4 separate regions of the Homo sapiens genome follow, and regions 2, 3 and 4 are each linked to region 1. Evidence: chromatin contacts called from ENCODE Hi-C or POLR2A ChIA-PET data. All regions are on one chromosome and are shown on one strand. The core of a region is the stretch at or near the end of the contact, and the rest is flanking DNA. Distances in the headings are between cores, read along the strand shown.

Evidence for each region. A loop is a pair of places that touch in the nucleus more often than their neighbours do. ChIA-PET counts read pairs that join two places held with the same protein, here RNA polymerase II (POLR2A). Pooled maps may share reads with other maps.
Region 2: POLR2A ChIA-PET joins it to region 1 with 11 read pairs in PC-9. The contact joins the enhancer-like site here to the promoter of TMEM258 in region 1. POLR2A ChIA-PET finds 5 or more read pairs at or near these places in 2 of 52 experiments (A673 and PC-9).
Region 3: a loop to region 1 is called in a pooled map, with 7 times the contacts of the local background. The contact joins the promoter of ASRGL1 here to the promoter of TMEM258 in region 1. A Hi-C loop is called at or near these places in 1 of 168 maps with a recorded cell type or tissue (naive thymus-derived CD4-positive, alpha-beta T cell) and 8 of 50 pooled maps. POLR2A ChIA-PET finds 5 or more read pairs at or near these places in 1 of 52 experiments (activated B cell).
Region 4: a loop to region 1 is called in a pooled map, with 9 times the contacts of the local background. The contact joins the promoter of VPS37C here to the promoter of TMEM258 in region 1. A Hi-C loop is called at or near these places in 2 of 37 single-sample maps with no recorded cell type and 7 of 50 pooled maps.

The regions. Positions count from the first base shown.
Region 1 is chr11:61,791,154-61,795,214 of GRCh38, reverse strand. TMEM258 (transmembrane protein 258) reads left to right here and starts at 2,616. Exons shown (of 4, transcript NM_014206.4): 1 at 2,616-2,659. The coding sequence starts at 2,657. It overlaps FEN1 (flap structure-specific endonuclease 1), which reads right to left and starts at 2,304. Exons shown (of 2, transcript NM_004111.6): 1 at 2,187-2,304. MIR611 (microRNA 611) reads left to right here and starts at 2,654; the gene lies at 2,654-2,720. RefSeq lists enhancers at 1,415-2,390, 2,304-2,598, 2,391-3,368.
Region 2 is chr11:62,456,071-62,460,645 of GRCh38, reverse strand. It overlaps a transcript of AHNAK not described here. Among named protein-coding and RNA genes, the nearest start is that of SCGB1A1, 39 kb to the right of the region's middle. Within about 2 kb of position 1,990, at least 4 of the 41 ENCODE cell types and tissues checked have a DNase peak (open chromatin) inside an H3K27ac peak, as active enhancers do; they include PC-9, where a contact is called at or near this core.
Region 3 is chr11:62,334,718-62,338,755 of GRCh38, reverse strand. It overlaps ASRGL1 (asparaginase and isoaspartyl peptidase 1), which reads right to left and starts at 1,308. Exons shown (of 7, transcript NM_001083926.2): 1 at 1,182-1,308; 2 at 589-866. The coding sequence starts at 778. RefSeq lists an enhancer at 728-1,397.
Region 4 is chr11:61,160,130-61,164,271 of GRCh38, reverse strand. It overlaps VPS37C (VPS37C subunit of ESCRT-I), which reads left to right and starts at 2,846. Exons shown (of 5, transcript NM_017966.5): 1 at 2,846-2,881. RefSeq lists enhancers at 2,257-2,396, 2,407-2,456, 2,197-2,789, 2,790-3,383 and a silencer at 2,447-3,206.

The sequences.
Region 1 (4,061 bases), core at 1,367-3,866:
GATAAAAAGATGAACAAGGTCCCCATTCTCAAAAAACTCAGTCTAGCAGGAGAATTTACTCAATAGTAAGGCTCAACGAGTACCAGAAATTGAACCACGTGCTTAGAGAAATAAGATACTGTTGATATTCTAAGGTAGCAGCATTATTTATTACACAAAAAAAACCTGCAACATAGGTCTCCATCAAGGACCACAGAAGGCCAGGATGCTTGGCCTGGCTTGAGGAGTCCAGGGACCATAATGGCAGACCTGAAAGACAGGCAAATACACCAGCTAAACAAACAGATCTGATTTGTTTTGAGTCTCTGGAGAACCCTGACTAATAAGGCAGCCTTGAAAAAGGATTGCAAACATATCTGAATGGAGGTGATGTGGCTTTCTCACAAGCTTCTCTAAACTCTCTTCATCATCGCCTCAGCACATAAGAGTTTCTACTTTTATTATAATGTTGCTAGAGTTTCAAGTCTTTCCCTTTGCGTTTTCTCGCCACCACTCAGTCTGAAATGTTAACTCCATGGCTCCTCCCCAGGTCCTGATTTAGGGGTCTGGCATGCTGTAGTCACTGGGCTCAAAAGAGTATTGCACTTCAGAGTTCAGTGTTTCCCAGATAGCAGTGTTTCCCAAATCACCCTCACGATTTTTGCTACTTCCAACTAAAACCCGTACTTTCATTCACTTAGAATTTTTTTTAAAAAACTAAACTGGAAAACTCATAAGCAATAATATTTGTGTTCTATTAGTTATATTTTAATATGTATTAAATGTATAACTATTAAAAAGGATTTTTAGGGGGTGCAATTTAAAATCATCTTGCCATCCTGGCCAACACGGTGAAACCCTGTCTCTACTAAAAATACAAAAAAAAAAAAAATTAGCTGGGTGTGGTGGTGTGCACCTGTAATCCCAGCTACTCGGGAGGCTGAGGCAGGAGAATCGCTTGAACCCAGGAGGCAGAGAATGCAGTGAGCCGAGATTGTGCCGCTGCACTCCAGCCTAGCAAGAGAGTGAGACTCCGTCTCAAAAAAATAAAAAACTCATCTTGTGCCCACTGTTGGTATGTGTCCAATACTCCAAGAAATATTCTACTGGGGCCAGGCACAGAGGCTCTGGGCAGTAATCCCAGCACTTTGGGAGGCCGTGGTGGGAGGATCACATGAGCCCAGGAGTTCCAGGCTACAGTGAGCTATGATTGTGCCACCACACTCCAGCCTGGGCAACAGAGCAAGACCCTGTCAAGAAAAGAAAAGAAGACAAAAGAAAAGAGAAAGAAGAAACGAAAGACTCCATCAGGCCTTTTCATTGTTCCCACTCTTTCTTCACAGGGTTCTTTCTAGAGCATCAATGACTGTTCAATTCTTCCTTCTAATTCAGTCCAAACACTTCAGCATGGCATCACGATCTTTCATGTTCTGGTTCCCAACCTAACCCTACATTCTGGGATCTCAACAGAAAGCTGGAATAAGGCCCGCCTTTTCCCACTTTTCCTTAGCTGTGCCCTCCTCTCGCCATCCTCTCACGCGTCCTTCCAGGTCCATCCCTGGATTATTAATCAATTAATAATTAATTGACAATGAATTATTCATTTGATTAATATGAATAATTCCCCTGTGAACTGCAGCGGCAAAAGCTCTGGCCTTGAATCTAGGCGCGGCATTTACCATCCGTGTGACATTACCAAGCCACTGAGGTTTATTTTCTCGTCTACAGAAGAAGAACGATTACCATGCCTGTCTCTCAGGGCTGCTGCCAGGGTTAACTGAGACAACAGACAGAAACCTCTAATGTCCCCTCTCCAGGCCTGTTCAACCCTTCGGCTCTTGCCTCAAGCCGGCCGCGCTGCTGGAGTGTGGACTGAGGACCAGACCATGTAGCCCTTGATCCCCTCACGGCGTCCCACAGACAGGTAGGCAGGAAAGGGGCCTAAACAACTCAAGTGTCAGAAATGTTTCTCGTCCAAGGTCTTAGGAAAAATACAACACGACCCCATAAGGTGGAACTTATTACCGCTTTTCTACAATGGAGGAAAGAGAGGCTCGGAGCTTACGCGACTGGCCCAAGGCTCACAGGGGGAAAAGTGGCGGGACCTCTTGACTGCGAATCCCGCGCACTCCAGACCCCGGCTCCCCACGGCCCCCAGCGCCAAGCGGACCCCGTCGCTCCCGGAGGCGCTTCCCATGGGGTCTCACCTGGCCTTTGGGACACGCGGCCTCGGCGGCTAAAGCTTGGTTCGGGGTTGCCCCGGGCAGGCGGTCCTAAGCTCGCTCTCCCTTCTCAGCTTAGCGGCGGGTGGCCTGACGTTCAGCCGCCTTCCAAAGCCCGCGCTCCCGTCACGTGACCTGCTCGCCACGCACAGCCTCTTGGGGCGCGTAGTGCAGGCTGCGTCCCCTCAGACGGCTGCTCTCATGGCAACCAGTCCCTCCAGGGAGAACAGAGTCTCTCAGCGACCCTGGCGTACCCTTCTCCACCGCTTGTCCCCACTCCACCCACACCAGGTCCCCGCAGGCCCCTGCTCCCTCTACACCCGAAATCGCAGGACTACAAGTCCCTCAATGCCACTTGCGCCGGAGGCACTTCCTTTTCCGGTTGTGCTAGGCGCCTGCTCCTGCCGACGTGTTCTTCCGGTGGCGGAGCGGCGGATTAGCCTTCGCGGGGCAAAATGGTGAGAGCGTTGAGGGGAGTTCCAGACGGAGATGCGAGGACCCCTCGGGGTCTGACCCACACCGCGCTTATCTCCTCAGACGCCGGAGATCCAGAGGGCTAGACGCTCCTGGAACCTCCGGCTTGGGCTGAAGGGTGGGGAAGGGGGAAGCCCCTTGCCATGAACTCCTTAGGTTTCTCAGCTCGCGATTTCTAAGGGCGAGAGGCGTGGGGCGAATTTTGAATACCTTCCAGTTTGTATATCTCTGTTATCGGTGGTGTGTTATCTTTATTTGGAAAGTTCTTCTGCCGAACCCGTGCCCATCCTACAATGCCCTGGGCAAATGTTTATTGGTGAAGCACTTCCAACTCTCAGGCACTTGGCCAGACTTTCCTAGGAGCGCCCACAGCCTCTGTACAGATCTCTGGCCACGTTCCATGGACTTCTTTGTTTTCGGCCACGCCTCCTAGTGACCACCGTCTGACGCGCATCTAGCTCTGGGATGATGTCTATTCATCTTTGTATTCTCAGTGCCAAACAGAGGGCCCGTAATTGGAAGCTCAATAAATGGCAGTGATTGTCTTTATCATTTTGGGGGAAGGGGGCCGTGATTGTTTACTGAATTGAATTCCAGTGTCTCAGAACAATGGGGGCAGTTTACTTCTCTAGAGTTGTTATGTTCTGGATTTTAGAAGCATTGGCTGACCGGTGACAATGAAGTTAACATTTGTACAGATCTTTACGTTTACAGCCCTCTTTCATAAAAGACATTATCTCATCATCTTCCCTACAGCCTTAGGAAGGAAGCAAATACCTGTTGAGCAAAATACTCCCTGCTAGGCACTAGATGCTTTGATTCATCATCTTTCTTATTTTTCAGTTCTGTGAAATAGATATTACAGTCGCTTTACTCAGACTCAGATTACTCAGAACCAGAACTTGAATGTCTTGACCATAGCTCACAAGATTCCATAATAGCATAGGTAGTGAGGAAAATACTGAATTAGAAATTGAGGGCCAGGCGCGGTGGTTCACTCCTGTAATCCCAGCACTTTGGGAGGCTGAGGCGAGCGGATCAGGAGGTCAGAAGTTCAAGACCAGCCTGGCCAGCAAGGTGAAACCCTGTCTCTCCTAAAAATACAAAAAATTAGCCGGGCATGGTGGTTCACGCCTGTAATCCCAGCTGCTCGGGAGGCTGAGGCAGGATAATCACTTGAACCCAGAAGGCGGAGCTTGCAGTGAGCCGAGTTGGCACCACTGCACTCCAGGCACTCCAGCCTGGGCGATAGAGCAAGACTGTCTGGAAAAAAAAAAAAATTGAGCCTGGGCGCGGCAACTCACACCTGTAATCTCAGTACTTTGGGAGGCCGAGGCAGGCAGATCACCTGAGGTCAGGAATTCAAGACCATCCTGGCCAGCATGG
Region 2 (4,575 bases), core at 741-3,240, 670 kb before region 1:
TGTCACAATCTGCTCAAGAAAGGTATTTTTCCCTCTTTAATCATTTTTGTAAAGATATCACAAAATTAAAAATTTTAATCAATTATTTCATACAACCCAAAAGCTGTTTGAAAGTGAAAAGTGAAGGTCACCCCAGCCGCCCCCTGCTACTATCAAGTCACGCCAACTGGGCCTGATGTCCACACTGCCTCTTGGGGAGCTCCCCCAGGCTGAAGGCTTCCAATTTTGTCTGTGGATCAGGGTCTCCAGTCCATCTCCTGGTGCTCTCATCCTCCCTTCCTGTGGACATGGTCATGAAAGTCTCTCATCTCAGATGCAGCGTGTCTCCGGATCTGGTTTTTGTTTGTTTGTTTATTTTTGAGACATGGTTTCACTCTGTCACCCAGGCTGGAGTGCAGTGGTGTGATCTTGGCTCACTGCAACCTCTGCCTCCCCAGTTCAAGCGAGTCTCGTGCCTCAGCCTCCCGAGTAGCTGGGATTACAGGCGTGTGCCACCACGCCCAGCTCTTTTTTTTTTTTTTTTCTTTGAGACGGAGTTTTGCTCTTGTTGCCCAGGCTGGAGTGCAATGGTGCGATCTCAGCTCACCACTACCTCCGCCTCCTGGGTTCAAGCGATTCTCCTGCCTCAGCCTCCCGAATAGCTATGCCCAGCTAATTTTTGTATTATTAGTAGAGATAAGGTTTCACCATGTAGACAAGGCTGGCCTTGAACTCCTGACCTCAGGTGATCCGCCCGCCTCCGCCTCCCAAAGTGCTGGGATTACAGGTGTGAGCCACCATGTCTGGCCAAGAGTTGTTGGTGGTACACACGTCTAAAGCCACTATGGACAGACCCTAAATGACCTGTAAGAGGGATTTCCTATATGTCGTCTTGGGAAAGATATTTGACCTCTGTGTGTCTCAGTTTCTTCATCTGTGACATGCAGGAGATTAGGGGACCATGATGCCTTAAGGCTCTTTTGTTTTGACTATTCTACGCATCTGGCCTCCTTCTCAATGAATATTTCTGGGCTTTTTCCTGCTCCTGTCATTTTCTGCCCAGCAGAGGGGCTTGTGTGGAGGTGTGGAGGTCAGGAGAGGGGCATTCATCTCTGGGCTGGCTGGCTGTGTGCCTCTCCATCACTGGGCCCTTCTGGACTTTAGTTTTCTCTTCTGAGAAATGAGGGGCCAGGGCTGTGTGAGCTCCAGGAGAGTGTCTGGTCCTGACATCCCATGATTTTCATGACTTCCTCGTCCCCAGGGATGACCCTCTGATGCTGAAGGAACAGTCAGCTTAGGGTAAGTGATGGCTGCTTTCAGTGTAGACTGAAGGTTTTGGGCAGGGGAGAGGCTGGAGAAGCAGGATCCATTTCCAGTGCCCTGAGTCAGTTCCCTGTGGTCTGATTTGATTTTTTCATGTGAAGTGTTGTGAAATCTCAAAATATCACCCATGTCCACATTCAACTGTGAGTACATTTGTGGTGCATTCCACTACCAAGTATGAGTGCTTTGGGGACCCTCTTACCTGTGAGCTTGGGAACCCCTGCTCCTTGCCCTTGTGTGGGGAGTTTGGAGAGGTGCTGGGGTGACCAGCCATCCCAGTTTGCCCTGTAAACTGTCCTGCTTTTAGCACCCCAAGAGGCTCATCCCAGGAAATCCCTCAGTCCAAACCAAGACAGGTGGCAATCCTACCTAGTTCCACACCAGGGCCTGGCCAGCTTTCTTAGTGGGACAGGCCACAGTTAAACATAGAATCCAGCAGAGCAGTGGACTTTGAAACAGCTGGGGTACTTGGGGCAAATTCCTAGGTCCCACCCTAGAGTGTCTGATTCAGTAAATCTGGAGCAGGGACCAGGAATTCACATTGAATAAGCCCTCCAGGTGAGTCTGGTGCAGGTGGTTCAGGATCTACACCTTGAGGAAACAGAACCAGCTCCTGTCCTTGGGAGCAGTGGAGGAAACAGAGCTAGCTCCTGTCCACAAGAGGTTTATAACACAGGCAGAAGAAGCCAGGTAGGGAACTAATGAACCCTGACACAGAGTGAAATGAAAGCTATAATGAGTACTGGCCAATTTTTCTGCCCTCCTCCCACCCTCCAAAGTAATTTAGTACTTACAAAGCTTGGCTTTGTTGATTATAAGGGGTGACTTGGCATTTTCCAGCAGAAGAGTTGTAGGGAGGGTGAGTTAGTTGCAGAAAGTGACTGTCCACTCCAGCTTACACCAGACTCTCCCGTCTCAGAACCGTGGTGCACTCTGTACTGTATCCTGTGGCCCCTCTGGTGAGGGGATCAAGTGGGACCGTCCCTAAGGCCCACTGAAGCTCTGACCTTCTGACGTGGGGATGAAGAAGTGGTCCTGTTCTTATTCTTGGTGGACAGCTATCAGTTCTGTTGCTTATGAACTAAGTATTTTCTTTCTCTCTTTTTAAAAAAATTTCAGCTTTTCAGGCCCAGTGCAGTGGCTCACGCCTATAATCCCAGCACTTTGGGAGGCCAAGGCGGGTGGATCATGAGGTCAGGAGTTTGAGACCAGCCTGGTCAACATGGTGAAACCCTGTCTCTACTAAAAATACAAAAAAAAAAATTAGACAGGCATGTTGCCGGGCACCTGTAATCCCAGCTACTCGGGAGGCTGAGGCAGGAGAATCGCTGGAAACCGGGAGGTGGAGGTTGCAGTGAGCTGAGATCGCGCCACTGCGCTCCAGCCTGCGCAACAAGAGTAAGACTCCATCTCAAAAAAAAAAAAAAAAAAAAAATTCAGCTTCTCTTTTAGATACAGAGGTACATGCGTAGGATTGTCACATGGGTATATTGGACCCAAGTGGTGAGCATAGTACCACCAGTAGGTAGTTTTCGGCCCATGTCCCCATTCCTCCCTCCTCTCTCTGGTGGTGACAGTATCTCTTGTTCCCATGTTTATGTCTATGTGTGCTCAGCATTTAGCTCCCACTTATAAGTGAGAAATGTGGTATTTGGCTTTCTGTTTTCATGTTAATTTGCTGAACTAAGCCTTTTCGTTCCTTTTTTTTTGTTTTTGAGATGGAGTCTTGCTCTGTCACCCAGACTGGAGTGTGGTGGCTTGATCTTGGCTCACTGCAACCTCCGCCTCTGGGTTCAAGCTATTCCCCTGCCTCAGCCTCCTGAGTAGCTGGGATTACAGGCTTGTGGCACCATGCCCAGCTAATTTTCATATTTTGTTTTGTCTTTTTTTTTTTTTGAAAAGGAGTCTCGGTCTGTCACCCAGGCTGGAGTGCAGTGGCAACATCTCGACTCACTTCAACCTCTGCCTCCCGGGTTCAAGCGATTCTCCTGCCTCAGCCTTCCGAGTAGCTGGGACTACAGGTGTGTGCCACCACGCCTGGCTAATTTTTTTGTACTTTTAGCAGAGATGGGGTTTTACCATGTTAGCCAGGATAGTCTTGATCTCCTGACCTCATGATCCACCTGCCTCAGCCTCCCAAAGTGCCGGGATTACACCGTGCCCGGCATACTTTTTGTATTTTTAGTAGAGGGTATTCTTTTGTATATTTAGTAGAAGATTTCGCCATGTTGGCTAGGCTAGTCTTGAACTCCTGACCTCAGGTGATCCTCCCGCCTCGGCCTCCCAAAGTGCTGGGATTACAGGCATAAGCCACCGTGCCCATCCTGAACTAAGACTTTTCTAAGGTGAATCAATGAGCTAGAGTCCTTAGGGCACTTCATTACTGAGATGATTTGAAGAGTTCCTGAGGTCAGGTGACTGCAGGTAAAGGGCTTGTTTGTTCCCTGGGCTCATTCCTGCTGACAAAGGACAAAGAGCTGGAGGCATCCCTAGGAGAAGAAAGGAAAGGAATGATGACTCTCTGAACCACCTGCTCCAGACTCAGCCGTAGGCGGTGGCAGGGGTGGGGCTTATAAGTGTGAAATCCTAGTCTCTGATCCAGATCTACTAAGTGATCTACAGGCCTTCAGAGGAGGCAGGGCTCTGCTGTGGGACATGAAGTTGATGGGCTCGTGGGGTGACATGCCACCACTGAGATTCTAGGGAGACCAGCCTTGAATGGCAGCCTGGAGCTATGGGGCCAAGCCTCACACCTGGCCAGGGAGTGTCCACCAGGGTCAAACTGGTCTGAGAGCCAACCCAGCCAACTGGGTTGAAATCTCAGTCATGTATCTGCTGGGTGCTCTTGGGCAAGTTATTAACCTCTCTGAGTGTCAGTTTCCCCCTTTGTAAAATGGGGTAATAATGTTCCCTATGTTGTCAGTAGATTGAATGAAATAAGCGTGCAAACTGCCTAAAGCATAAAGACCGCCTAGCACAGTGCTTGACCTGTACTAAGGTTAACCTTTATTATCATTATCAGCCACAGAAAGTGGCAAAGGCCAATGATGAGGGCTGTATTTTTTGCTCAGGCTGCTGTAACATAAATAATACAGTCTGAGTGGCTTCAACAACATATACTTATTTTGTCACCATTCTGGAGGCTGGAAGTCCAAGATCAAGGTGTCTGCAGGGTTAGCTTCCCGAGAGGCCTCTCTCGGCTTGCAGATGCTGTCTTTTCCCTGCGTCCTCACATGCTTTTGCCTCTGTGCTTGTGTACCCCTGGTGTCTCTT
Region 3 (4,038 bases), core at 59-2,558, 540 kb before region 1:
ACCTGTTAGCCAGGCTGGTCTCGAACTCCTGACCTCAGGTGATCCACCCGCCTTGGCCTCCCAAAGTGCTGGGATTACAGGCGTGAGCCACCGTGCTAAACCGCCTTCTATTAATTCTATCTGCAGCCACAAGTCCTTATATAATCCAGACATTCCCTTCTGTGGATTCCAGGTGTTTGGACAAAACTTTAAATCAATTGTTCATCAGAAAATCTTTGAATCTTAACTATGACCTGGAAACCACTCCCCCTCCCCCAGTAGTCTCACCTCTCCAGATGGAACCAATGTATGTCTTGTATGTACTGATTGACATCTTATGTCTCTCCAGAAGCACACATTCTCAGGATTTCCCAAGAGCTGTATCAGAGGCCATTGGTCACTCATATTTGCCTCAGTATAAATCTCTACAAATATTTTAGCGTTTGACTCTTTTCAGCACAGGTAGAAAAATTAAATATTGTTTCTTTTTTACATACTTAGTTTCACCCCAAAGCTCATTAGATTCCCTAACACTATGTAGGTTCTATTTATTCTGAAGAAGGAGCTTGACCTGACTCACATTATTTACTAGCTGAAAGGCACATTTACCTGCGTTGAACTCGGGATCGTCTTCCAGGGCGACGACAGCTCCCTCTACGGCATCCACGGCGCTCCCGCCCTCCCGGAGGATGCCGTAGCCCACGGTGGCGGCTCTGACCATGCCCTGGTGCACTCGCTCCTTCCGATCCTTGGAGATGGGACCGGCTCCGCCGCCGTGGACCACTACGATGGGATTCATGTCGGCGGATCCTAGGCAGCAGGAAGGCGAAAGCGTCGTCCAAAGCCAGCCCAAGGAAGCCGCGCGGGTACAAGGTCCTCGGGAGACCCTGTGGGGACAATGCCCAGTCTCTGTTCTGAACGGCTGGGTTCGCAGCTGGGGGTGGGTAGGGGCGGCTCGGTCGAGCTTGGTACGAAAAGCCCAGGGGCCCGGCGCCCTCCCGCGTTCCTCTCCGCCCCCGGCCCGGACCTGCTGGGGGTCTCAGTTTCCCCGGGGACGTTAACCCGCGCCCACCGCCGCCCGCCTCCAAGCCCCGGCGCCGAAGGAGGATGTCTATTTCGCCTTCGGGAAAATGTCTATTTTCGTTTATTTCATTCGCCCTCCCGCGTCTCGGGCGGCTGCTCCGGGAGGGCCGCCGACTTACCCAGGGCACCGCAGGACGCGGACGCCGAGACCTCAAGCTGGGTCGAGCCAGCCCCGCAGCCGCCCGGTACCGCCGCTCCCCGACGCCGGCTCGAAACCGCTCAGCCCGCAACCGCTCTGGTCACAACGGTTCTGCGCCTGCGCACGAGGGCGGGACCGCCGCACGGCCCAGTTCCCATAAAGCCCCGAAGGCCGGCTGGCGCGCACCTGTCTCACTCCTCTCAAGAGTCTACGCTCTTGGCCGGCCCGAGCTTCCTGGTGGCACGCGGGGAACCTCCTGCTCCTGACCAGGCTAGGGGCTGGGTGGTTGGGTTGGTGGCGAGAAGCGTGAAGTGGCATGCCACGATTTTGTAATTGCAGATTGAAAAGCAACGCTAGGCTGTGCGCAGTGGCTCATGCCTTGTAATCCCAGCACTTTGAGAGGCCGAGGCGGACGGATCACCTGAGGTCGGGAGTTCGAGACCAGCCTGACCAACACGGAGAAACCCTGTCCCTACTAAAAACACAAAATTAGCTGGGCGTGGTGGCGCATGCCTGTAATCCCAGCTACTCTGGAGGCTAAGGCACGAGAATCGTTTGAACCTGGGAGGCGGAGGTTGCGGTGAGTGGAAATCGCGCCATTGCACTCCAGCCTGGGCAACAAGAGTGAAACTCCGAATCAAAAGAAAAAAAAATTATACTGGGACAATGGGCATAAACAGGGACAGATCCAGGCAAACTGTGATTGATCTCCTGTGGATAGGAGAGTCCTTTCCCTTCTTGTTTACCCACAACTGATAACATATTTTACCACTCTTGGGAATTCCCTTTACTCCTGTTTTACCTTCGTTTCCTGCCTTAAGGCCCAGTTTAAATGAACCCCTCCTGCAAAGCCTTCTCCCTGGCACCCCACTAAGGATCAGTCATTCCCTTTCTAGTGACCTATTGTTAGAGATTACCACAAATTTATTGGCTTCAAACAACACACATTATCTTACAGTTCTGGTGGTCAGAAATTCAAACTGGGTCTGCAGGGTTGAGTTCCTTCGGGAAGCTCCAGAAGAGAATCTGTCTTTTCTTGCTTCTACAAGCTGCCTGTATCCTTGGCTCATGGCCTCATCCTCCATTGCCAAAGCCAACAGCCTAGCATCTTTAACTCTCTCTCCCTCTGGCCTGTTTCTGCTGCTACGTCACTTCTCTCTCTGTCACCATCATCACGATTTTCTTTTCTGACTCTGACTCTCCTGCCTCCTTCTTAAAGGAAGTCCCTTGGGATGACATTGGGCCCACCCAGATAACCCAGGATAATCTCCCTTTCTTACAATTTCTATTCTCATCTGCAAAGTCCCTTTTGCCATGTGAGGAGTGTTCACAGGTGGAGATTCGGATGTGACACCTTTGAGGGCCGTTATTCTGTCTCCCACACTCACCTCTTGGAAGAGGGTTATTTTAGCACGTCTCAACTGGTCGTGAGCCTAGTTGTGTCATCATAATACAGCTCACCATCATTTGGTTTCAGCTATTTATAGGAACCTGAACCCTACCCTATGCCTAGCCCTAACTCAAACCCCATCTCTACTGTTTTTCCTGATTGATCTGGAATTCAGTGATCTGGCTGAGGCTGGGGAAGGTGGCTGGTGGCCCAAGCAGGTAGAATGTTGGTTTCCATTTGATCCTCCCATCTCAGCCTCATGCGTTTATCTACTTCTCTGATGGGCTTCGTATTCCCCATCCCAATCCAAAGTCTCTTAGATAAATTCTCTAGAAAATAAACTTCTGGTCTTTGAGGAGGAAAGAGGAAGCATCTTTTTGTCCGGCTCTGTGGGATAGGAGAAGGAATCTGGCTAACTCCTCTGTAGACGATGTTCCATCAACAATCATTTTATGGATTAAGGATTGTATTCAACTGTCCCTGACGAAACGTGACCACAGTGGTTTAACCAGATAACTGTTGATTTGAAAACAACAATAACAACAACAACAACAACAACAACAACAAGACATCTAGTGGTTGCTGCCCAGGCTGGTGCAGCAGCTCCAAGGTGACACAGATGTCCCATCTCCTTCTCTTCCCTTCAGCATGTGGCTTTCACATTTATGGTGCTCCTAGGCACCTTGATCACTATTGGGGCAGAAGGAATGGGGAAGGGCAAAGGGAAGAAGGCTTTTGCCAGCTCCCCTTTGTTCCTTTAATTCAGGAAAGCTCTCTAGCTTTCCTAGAAGTCCTCCAAGTGGACTTTTATTGGCCAGAACTGGATTGGGGGGCTGCCCCTAGTGGCAAGAGAGTCTGAGTTTTTATTTTAGCAGGGTACATCATGGCCCTGGATAAAATCAAGGTCTCTTGGCAAGAAGGAAGGGTGACAGGCTATTGGAGAGACAACTGGGAACACCTGCCACTCCTGCCTCCCCATCTTTGAGATTCCTGTGTGTCTAAGCCCTGAGTCTCTCAAGCGTTCTCCAGAACAAATGGATTCACCTCTCAAGTAGATTACAACTTCCTTTAATCTGCCATTTGTTATTCATCTTCCAAAGTGACCTTTTTTACCTGCCATTGTCATCTCTCCCATTCTTCCTGTCTTTGTGGGTAGTATTCTTTTTAAGATTGTTTACTATCATTTTAGAGGGATTTTTGAAGGGAGGAGTAACCCATTTGTGTGACTGGGGAGGTTGACTAGAGCCCCAAGGAAGTGATTCTAACTACAGTGGCTCTGGATGTTCTAGGAGGAGGAGGGTTGGGTTAGGGAATGCCAGAGTTGGGGAGAGGAGGTGGGACCAGAAAAGGAGGGACTGGGCAGGGACTGGGCATTTCTGGGTCAGAAATGAAGGAGGCATATTAGAGAGATTGACGAAGAAGAAATGGGGGTGGGAGGGAGGAAGAG
Region 4 (4,142 bases), core at 1,597-4,096, 630 kb after region 1:
TCTAGGGGGAGTGAAAGGTCAACTACAGAAAAGTGTAGAGAATGCTAAGAAAGGGCTGAAGGGTGGGGTGTTTGAATAACATACAAGGGGGGAAGTTACCCAGTCTTAGGATATAGGGGCTTTCCAGAAGTAGAGTCTAAGACTTAAAGGGCACAAGTGACAGAAAATCCAAAACAACAGTGACACGAGGTGGTTTATTTCCCTCTCACACAGAGCCCAGAGGCAGCCGTCCAGTGGTGTCATGGTCCTTTACGGAATCAGGGCTCAGGTTCCTTCTATTTTGTTGTGCCACTAGTGTGGCCTCTATTCCTATGGTCGCCTCATGGTTCAAGATGACTACACTTGCTCCAGCCATCATGTCCATGTCCCACCTTCCAACATGGTACTAATCAGTGAAGAGATTGCTGGATATAAACTCAAGCTAATCCATCAATAGTGTTTCCTAATTATTTTCCTTCAGAAATGAAACACATGCAGAGTTAAAAATCACATAGCAGCTGGGCGTGGTGGCTCACGCCTGTAATCTCAGCACTTTGGGAGGCCGAGGTGGGTGGATCACCTGAGGTCAGGAGTTCGAGATCAGCCTGGCAACATGGTGAAACCCTGTCTCTACTAAAAATACAAAGACTAGCCGGGTGTGGTGGTAGGCGCCTGTAATCCCAGCTACTTGGGACGCTCAGGCAGGACAATCACCTGAACCCAGGAGGCGGAGGTTGCAGTGAGCAGAGATCACACCATTGCACTCCAGCCTGGGCAACAAGAGAGAAACTCCGTCTCAAAAAAAAAAAAAAATCACATAGCACAAAAAGGCTTATGACAAAAAATTAAGGTCATCTGCCCTGGCCCTCCCTAACCCTCAGAAACAATTTCAACCTAGCTTTCAAACAGGTGCTGTCAATGGGAGTCACTCTGACATTCTGTACCAAGTGAAATGTTTGCAAAACCAACATGCCCCCGCTCAAAGGAGTCACCAGTGTCTCAGAAGGGTCAGCAGCTGACCTTCTTCATGGACCCCTTCTGTTATAAGAAGGAGTTTTGACAAATTCAGTTTGACAGAGTTTAATTGAGCAAATAATGATTTGTGAATCAGTCAGCCCCCAGAACCAGAATAGGTTCAGAGTGACTCTGAGGCTGCCAGGTGGTTGGATAACATTTAGGGATAGAAAACGGAAAGCAGGTTGGGCGTGGTGGCTCATGCCTGTAATTCCAACACTTTGGGAAGCCGAGGCTGGAGGATTGCTTGAGTCCAGGAGTTCCAGACCAGCCTGGGCAACATAGCGAATCTCCATTTCTATTAAAAAATAATCATTAAAATTTAAAAATAAGAAAAGAAAAAGGAAATAGATGTCCAGAAAACAGAAGCGAGGTACAGAAACAGTTGGACCAGTTATGTAAGCGCAGAACCAGCCCCATCTGGTTCAACTTTGTGTAATAAAGTGGTGAGTTGTTTTTTCAGTTGCCATGATCCCAGGTTGCAAGTTATGTAACCTGAGCGTGCCCAGAAGAACCAAGCATGCAACCACAGGCGCAACCTAAATGCTCAGACCAAAGAACCGGAACAGAATTAAGAAGTAGATACATGGTATAAGCCATGATCTAATCAGATTGAGCCATGGCATCATCCCATGGCAAGATCCAGTCAGATCATTGCTTATTGCAAGATTCAATCAGATCACTGCTCATTACCCTCTGCCTATAACACCTGTCACAGCCCCTGGCTTGGGGAGACAGATTTGAGCATGTCTCCTTCCCAGTTGACTTGCAACAAATCTTTCCCTCTACAAAAACCTGATACTTCGGTGTTTGGCTTTCTGAGGGCAAAGGGATCCAGTTTGGTTCCCTACCAATGACAGATTGACATTTGCCTTATTGGAACAAGGTTTGAACAGGTGGCTGCCTGTGATTGGCTGAAACTCTGTGATTGGTATGAGTAGGATCCAGTTCACTATGTACGGAGAAACCTTTAGGACAAACTTAAGATACGCCAGGAGACAACTTTAGGCTAAACTGGACACTTCTCCCCTTTTGGTCAACCTCTTGATTTTGAGAGGTTGGAAACTTTAGACATTGACATCAGTTACCATTGTAAATAGACTTATTTGGTCTCAAATTCCCCTGGGAAATAGCAGAGCAGTGGGTTTCATAGGTGGGAAAGGGAACAGAATAGAAAAAAAAAAAAAAACACCTGATTAGTTAACATCAGGTCACTTCAGATTCCTTTTTTTAAGGGTTAGAGCAGAGGGGGCTTCCTTATTATGCTGGACTCTCCTGTTTCCAGGGGGGAAGGGAGGAGATGGGGAATACTGGTAATTCTGTAGAATGAATGGGTGGGGGAAAGAGATTAACTAGTAAATGGAAATGAGTGTGTGGTGGCCTTGGGGCTCCTCAGTCTGAGCTCAGCCCATCTGGGGCTCCTCCTAGGTTCTGGGCTTCCATCTGCTTCCCCCTCCTTTTGGGTCCCTCTGAGAAGCCTCCCAAGATCGAGCTGTGTACAGAGCGAGTCCTCGCTGGCCACTCGGAAGGCGGCGGACGTCCGCGCCGGCGCACTAGCCCAGAGCGGCCTGGTCTCCGCCCAGTGGGCGGGGCCTCTTACCGGGGGCGGGGCCGAGGCGTGCGGCGAGCGCTGGAGGGGTCTCGTGGGCGCTCCCGTGGTTGTGGCCCGGGCGGCCGCGAGCGTGTGTGTGTGGCACGATGTCGTGGTAACTCAGAGGCGCGCGAGGCGGGGCGGCCAACGGGGTCGCGGGGCGAGCACGCGCGCCACTGGGGCGCCGGACGTTGCAAGGGGGTCACATCCGGTAGGGGGCGGGCCTGGCGGACCCCGGAAGTGTGGGCGCGGCTGCGGTTTAACCCGCGGTGGCGGCGGCGACGGCGGCCCTGGCAGGTGAGCGGAGACTGGGGAGGGTCCCGGCTCTGCCGCAGGCGGGCGGGGCAGAGGACGACGGTGGGGGCGGCGCCGGCCGTGGCTCCCGGAGCGCCCCCGCCTGCCCGCCTCATCCTGGCAGAGGCCGGTGATTGGGCACGAGGGGCGCGTGACTCTCGCCGGGGGCCGGCGCCCCTGCCCCTCGCGGTGGGAGGGAGGGAGGGAGAGCGCGAGGCGCCGCCCCGGCTCCCCGGCGGGTCGCACCTCCAGTTCCGCCCCACCACTCACCGCCACCCTCCTTTCTGCGTCTCTGCAGGCCCTCGTCCCATATGTGAGCATCTTGCGGTCACAATTCTGATGACATTAGAGCCAATTAGCCCATTGTATAGATGGGGAAGCTGAGGCCTAAGAGTAGGGTCCGACTTGCCAGAGGGCACGCGGGAGACGAGTGGCAGAGGGGAGGTTGGAGGGACTTTGCTCTGTGACTTACTGGCTTGTGCCCTTTCTCCAGGGCATTGAGAGATGGGAGTTTCAGCTTTGGCTTTGTTCAGGACTCAGACTTGGACCTCCCAGCATCACTGAACATTTCTTACCCCGGGACCCTCTGGGCGCAAAGGGCACTGATGTATACATACCCATTATATGCCTGGTTCCTCTTCATTTCCTCCTCAGCCGATGAGGCGATTTCCCACTTTACGGATGGGAGAAGGAGTTAACTGGAGGTGTTTTGTGAGTTACTGGCAGAGTGGACTCTACAACCTGGGGTTTTAGTCGCTGAGCTGAGGCAGTGCTTTCCCAGCTACACCTTGTCTGGGCTCACTTACCCTGGGAATGTCAGTCTTCAGCTCCAGAAACTTCCCACTCATTTCCCTTCGCTCCAGCGGTACCTCAGTTCTCTTGCTGCCTAAGGCCTTTTCCACCCTCTTTATTGGCTCCAGGAGTCCCATTTCCTACTAATGCACCAAGATGCTGCCACCAGACTCTCAGTTCTGTGACTTTTGGCCTTAGAGCTGGAGGTGGTGGTGACCGAGGAACTGGGGAAAGAAAGACTCTTACTTTGTTGTCCAAAGCTGCAACCCTGCAGACACCTGAACTCTGTAGTTCCGGGTGGGATCGGGGACTGTTGCAATGAAAATACTGGACGCTAAACTGAGTCTTTGTTCTTTGCGGTCATAGTGCCCAGAAAAGCCTTTTACCTAGATTATCTTGGAAATGTGGTTCCGTGCCTTTGTAATTTCCATTAAGTAGAACATTTTCATTGTAGACTTTCTGAGCAGTTTCT